Linked DNA regions of Mus musculus: region 1 is linked to region 2. The links are chromatin loops, found by intact Hi-C in ENCODE. Cell type or tissue: left cerebral cortex. All regions are shown on one strand. Links, peaks and the distances in the headings refer to the core of each region. The heading gives the core; the rest is flanking DNA.

Evidence for each region. A loop is a pair of places that touch in the nucleus more often than their neighbours do. Peaks named below come from ENCODE experiments on the same cell type or tissue, not always from the same donor. Only the 100,000 strongest peaks of a DNase experiment are listed, where the experiment ranks them.
Region 1: a loop joins it to region 2, with 4 times the contacts of the local background. A loop is called at or near these places in 1 of 42 quality-filtered maps.

Annotation. Positions count from the first base shown.
Region 1 is chr17:69,381,330-69,384,234 of GRCm38, forward strand. Gm49894 reads right to left here and starts at 2,852. Exons shown (of 3, transcript XM_030250167.1): 1 at 2,771-2,852; 2 at 1,847-2,682; 3 at 1-969. The coding sequence starts at 2,852. The coding sequence ends at 922. Zbtb14 (zinc finger and BTB domain containing 14) reads left to right here and starts at 2,475. Exons shown (of 3, transcript NM_009547.3): 1 at 2,475-2,896. In left cerebral cortex, for the core only: CTCF peaks have their summits at 1,338 and 1,898; DNase peaks (open chromatin) are centred at 886, 1,378, 1,547 and 2,171; H3K4me3 peaks cover 1,915 bases; H3K27ac peaks cover 1,538 bases.
Region 2 is chr17:69,153,595-69,156,499 of GRCm38, forward strand. It overlaps a transcript of Epb41l3 not described here. Among named protein-coding and RNA genes, the nearest start is that of Epb41l3, 4.3 kb to the right of the region's middle. In left cerebral cortex, for the core only: no CTCF peak of the experiment used is centred there; a DNase peak (open chromatin) is centred at 1,638.

The DNA.
Region 1 (2,905 bases), core at 153-2,652, 230 kb after region 2:
AGGGCCAACACCCATCTCAGGTGGCTCATGATGGTCAGGGGATCCAGGGCCTCTGGCTTCTAGGAGCATACGCATCATATGCGCTACCCCCATATACTCACCTGTGTGCGCGCGCACACACACACACACGCATAATAAAATCGTTTTAAAAAAGTAACACTAGACCAGGTTTATTCTATCTCAAGTCTTTCACCAAACCCTACTAACACAAAGGCTATTGTGTGCACCAAAAGACACGAGTAGGAGCTAAAACTTTGGCTCGGTAGTTCACAGCCCTTACTGCTCTTTCAGGGGACCCAGGTCTAGTTCCAAGAACTCATATGGTGATTAACAATCATCCTGCTCCAGTCTCAGGGGATCTGAACCCCCTTCTGACTGGCCTCCGCTGCCACCAGGCACACACGTGGTGCACACACATTCATGCAGGCAAAGCATTCATACACAGAAAATAAAAATTTGAAGGCGTGTATTTAAACACCGTGGGGGACATTAAACCAGTACTGGTTAATATTTTAGCTGAGGCTGAATATGGTGTCCTTTAGAAAATTGAGGCGACCATAGTTTTCCTTCATGTTTACTTAGGCATCCGGTACAGGCATTCTTTTACATCTTCCCAGAAGTCCATGGTCCTGCCCTAATTGCAGATGTTATTCACGTGATTTAACATAAGACTGTTGAAAGTGTGACAAAGCAGCAGAAGTGAAGTGACATTTAGGAGCACAATAGCTCAATCCAGCTGCCAGTATTGCAGGTTGAACAGAAATTTTGGGGCTAAAGGGACTTTCCAGGTCGTGGGCCTGAGGGCAGGTAAAGAGGATCAGGAAGTGCCTCACAGAGAACACAAGGTTTCAGCAGCAGCGGAGCTATAACTTACATGGATGTCCTGACATTACCAGGCTATCAGATCTCTCCATGGGAGCATCAAGTGCAACCTAGTTCTGGAAACATGATGGCTAGAGAGGGATGTACCTGGGTAAACGTAAAGGCACCAATTAGTCTGGTAGATCTAGAGCTTTGGGATTGAGCAGTTTGTCCAGGGTGACCGGAATTTCCCCTTATACTCCAAATCAAAAATGGCACTTCATTTGCTCTGCAAATGCCTGCTCCCCATAAACAATGCCTCAGTGGCACGAACCAAGCCATGAGCCTGGATATTCGGTCGAGACGGTACAGGGGAGACAGACGGTGCACCGGGACACCTGCCCAAAAGCCAGGCCGAGCTCAGCGCCCGAACCGTGCGCGCCCAGGGGCAGACATGGCCCACGCACATGCACACGCACACGCACGGGAGCGCAGGCTCCCCGCGTTCCCGACGCAGTGCCGAGGCCGGGCGCCGGCGGGAGCCCTGGAGTCGGGAGCTCCAGGAGGGGGCGGGTGCTCGAGAAAGGAGCTCGTGCATTCGCTCCCCTGGCCGGCAGAAGCCCCGCCCCGACCCCGCCCACCCCCTTCTCCCGCGCGCGGGCTCCGCGCGCCCCTTGCCGCGCGCGTGCGCGCGCGTGCGCAGGCCAGGGCTCTCCGCGGGCGGCCCCGTAGACCCAGGGAAAGCAACCACCCGTCAGGTCCCAGATTAACCCTTTCCTCGCTCGCTCACGAGGGAGGCCCCAGCCAGTTCCGTGCCTGCGCAAGCGGCGGCGCGCCTTCTCTCCCCCCCACTACCCCGGAGCCCGCACCGCGCATGCACGGGGAGGGGGGTGGTGGGGGTGTTCGCGGCGGGTTGGCTAGTGTGTGCTCGTGCAGGAGGAGGGCTGCCACCACCAGGGACGTGCACGATTCCCCCCCTACCCCACCCCCTCCCCAAACTCAGAAAAAAAAAAATTAAAAAAAAATCCAAAACACTGCCACCCACCGTGCCCCCGCGTCCATCCCGTCCCTGGCTTGCGCGCTGCCGAGCGAGGGAGCCCACAGCGACAGCGAGCGTCTGTAGCGGTGCCAAGCTGCAGGTAAGCGCGGGCCGGGTGCTGGAAGGGCCGGGGACGGGCGCGGGGACGCGGGGGCAGCCGGCGGCGGGCGCGGCCGGGGCGGCTGCGAGGAGGCGCGTTCCCGCCGAGCTCCGGGGCAGCAGCCAGCTGCAGGATGTGGCGGCGCAGCGCGGTGCGAGCGGGATCGGGGCGTGGGCCGCGGTTGGGCGTGGGGGGCCGGGCGTCCCCGGTGGCTGCGCAGGCCAGCGAGCGGGTGGGGAAGAGGCCAGGCGGCGGCCCCGCGCGCGCGCTCTCTCTCCGCGGCCGAGTTCATGGCCGCCTGGCTCTCCGCGCCGCAGTGCACCGCGGTGGGGGTGGGGACGGCCGAGCCGGGCCCGAGCGCGGCCCGCGGGGCGCCGCCCCTCGCAGCTGTGGTTTCCCCCGGAGCCGACGGGACCCCCCGCGCACGCTCCCCCGCCTGCGTCCGCCGAGCTCCGGGGAGCCGGCCGCGCGCCGCCCCCGCCCTTGGCCGCGGGAGGGCGCGGGAGGACCAGACGCGCAGGCCGCGGAGTGCGCGGGGCGCGAGCTCGGGGCTCGCGGGCGGAGCAGGGCGCGGCGCGGCGCGGGGCTGCGGAACCGGCCGCATGCCCGCTCCCGAGCTCGTCGCGCCGCCGGGGCTGCTGCGGGCCAAGGAAGAGAGCCTCGCGCCCGCGCCGCGACCTGGAGAAGTGGAGGATGGTGGAAGGGAAGGTGGCCCGTCGCTGGCGGGCACAGCTCAGGGGAGCTTTTGTTTAGGAGAGAATGCTGAGGGCTCGCTGCATCCGGCGGCTCATTGGCTGCGAAATGCGAATGTGGGCTCCCCACGCGCGGACTGCGCCCCATGTCTTTCGCGGGGCCCCGGATTCCCCACTCCCAAGTTGTGCGGTCGCAACAGGGAAGTGGTGTGGCCGCCATTGTCGCAGCTGCTCCGGAATAAGGAGGCGGCTGCGGCTGCTTATGTAAGTTTG
Region 2 (2,905 bases), core at 186-2,685:
TATTAATATATTACTCTTACTTGGTCGGTATTAGGTATGATATGTTATTTGTAGGTGGATGTGTGCTTGTGCATGTGTGTGTGCCTGTGGAGACCAGAGGTCAACTTTGAGTGTTGTTCCTTATATGCCTGCTCTACCTTGCTTTGTGAGATAAGAGTCTTTGATAGGCCTGGAAGTCACCCATGATTCTAGCTGTTTCTCCTTCAAGTCCTGTCTCTATCTTCAAAGTGCTGATAGTACCAGAATATGGCGCCACGACTGGATCTCTTATGTGGGTTTTGAGTGATCAAACTGCGGTCCCCATGCTTACAAAGTGAAAGACTCCAAGAGGAGCCCCTCGCTCAGGCCTCAGGACAATAGCGGACACCCAAGAACTCACGATAGACCAAGCTTGTTGCAAACCACATGAGGCTTTATTCGGGGAAAGCCAGAGCTCTGGGGACGACTCATATCCCACACATGGGGTAGAGGAGTCGACCTCGAGGGGAAAGAGGTCCCAGTTTTTATAGGCCCTCAGGGGGGAAAGGAGAAGGGGGAGAGTAGGGGATTTCCAGATCTAAACAATGTCTATTCTCAAGAAATGGGTATGGGAGGGGTACAAAGAAAGAGTCTAATGAGGGTGCAGCAATGGGCACACACCTGGTCAGAACATTGGCAGACACACAGGTTTGAGGAGTGGCCAGAGCATTGCGCACCTCTATTTTTCTAAATCAGTGAAGCTATTTCTGCTAACACTGACGTCTATCTTGCCAATTTCAGGGCTTCTGTGTCCTTTTACATTCTGCCAGGATCTTTCAAAAGCAAGCACTTAGCAGCTAGCTCCTCACCGAGTCCATGGTGCCTTTTGAACTTCATAGAATCCTAGAATATGGAAGCTTAAGGAGTTTGGAAAACACCCTGATGTTTTCCTACATAAGGTGTCTGAATCCTAGATGTAAAGAGGTAGCATAGGCCAATATTTGGCATCTATTCATTCATTTAGAAAAAAATGGGTTCTGACTTGCAATGTCCTCTGTGAGGCACTGTGGGAAGACAGAGATGACTACCAAGGGCTCCTGCAAGATAGTATTAAGGCAGGGCAGAGTGTTCAGTTGAGCACACGCGAGTTAAGTACTAAGAGAGCAATGATCTGCTCGTGAGTTGCCTGTTTTGGCATTTCTTTTCGTTCCGTATCTGTGTTAGATACACAAAAGTAGTAGCTGATAGTCTTGGTTGTGCCCAAAGGAAGTTAGAGCAACTGCTACCCAGCTTCCCATTTCAACTTGGTAAGGATGAGATGACTTGAGACAAGCCAGCCTAAAATTTGCCATGTAGCTGAGGAAGACTTGAATTATGCTCTTCCTGCCTGACCCCAGCTGGGTGCTGAGATTAGGGACCCAGCATATACTGCCTGGTGAAGTGTGTACAGTGCTGGGGATCGATCCTGGGGTGTCCTGCCTTCTAGGCAAGTTCTCTACCAATTGAGCTACCTCTGTAGCTCTTAATGCAGTCCTTGAACTTGCAGATTGTTAGGATAATTAGCTAGGCATTCCTAACTTTTCAAACAGAATACTTAGCATTCTACTGTTTTTCCCTCCTCCCTGGAGAGTAGTCACCCACATGCCACCCCTGATTTATCCACGAGGATTCATGAGTCATGGAGAGAACAGGCTGCGTTCAACTTTTTTTTTTTTTTTTTTAAATCGCAAAAACATTGCATCAAAATGAATGAAAGGCTCGGAGCCATCTGGGTCTCAAAGGATATTGCTGAGTTTGTGTTTGTTGTAAATGATATGGTTTGTTCTCGTCCATTTTCAAGGAAGGGACCTTCGTTGAAGGTGCATGCACGTGCACACGTGCACACGTGCACACACACACACACACACACACACTGCCTCCATTCATGGATTTATGAAACAGAGCCACAGATGTGCCCGTATGACAGGTACACATGTCTCAAAACTAACAAGTGGCCCTCATGCATATTAGATATTTGAACCCTTACATGTTGTTAGATGTAAAGAACTCTAGGTCTTTTTTACCTTTGGCTCCTGGGTCTGGACCATAGGCCCCTCCTCTCTGCAGCCTGGAATCTGCCTATCTACTCTACAGTCTATGCAGTGCCATAGATTCCCCCCCCCCCCCCACTATTCCATTCAAAATTTTAATTTCCAGAGCTGCACATCTAGAAAACACAGTCCCTAAACTCCATAGCAGACCAGTAACATAATTTCCTAACCTTCTCTCTCATAGGAGGTATCAAAGCCCCCTCCTCTCCAGCCAAGGCAACTGGATGTCCCCTCCCTTTCCTACTGACATTGTAGATACTCTAGATTCCCTGGCCAAGCCTCCCCATCTCCTCAGGCCTGCTCAGTGTAAGCCACCACTCATCCCTGCTGGGGACATTTATTTTACATCTTATCTGTGCCATCCATTAGTAAATTCAATCGTTTGTTAATCTCTTTCCCTCCTTTAATGAGTTTCAGCTTCAGGCCAGTGACTAGGTGATTTGAGAAAGGCCTTAGAAGCCTTAAAGAAATATGCCAGAGTGTCTTGAGCCCCAGAGAGTGTGAGATGGCCAGAGAACTAATCAAGTCAGGATCTCTCTCTCTCTCTCTCTCCCCGCCCCCCCCCCCCCCCCAGCTTAAGCTTTGTAGCTCCCAGGAAAGAGGGAGCTGCAGACAGACACAAAAACTAGTTATCATTCTAATTAACTCCGGTCTTCACTGTGAACTTAAATCTGGAGTCCTGAACCTCTGTTAACACACTTCCAATTTCAAAACGGGAGGATTGGGGGTAGGGAGAGGGGGAGATACTGCAGTCCCCAAGGCAATAGAGAACTCACCAGAAGGTCAAAAGAAAAGAGAGAGAGAGAGAGAGAGAGAGAGAGAGGGAGAGAGAGAGAAAGAGAGAGAGAGAGAGAGAG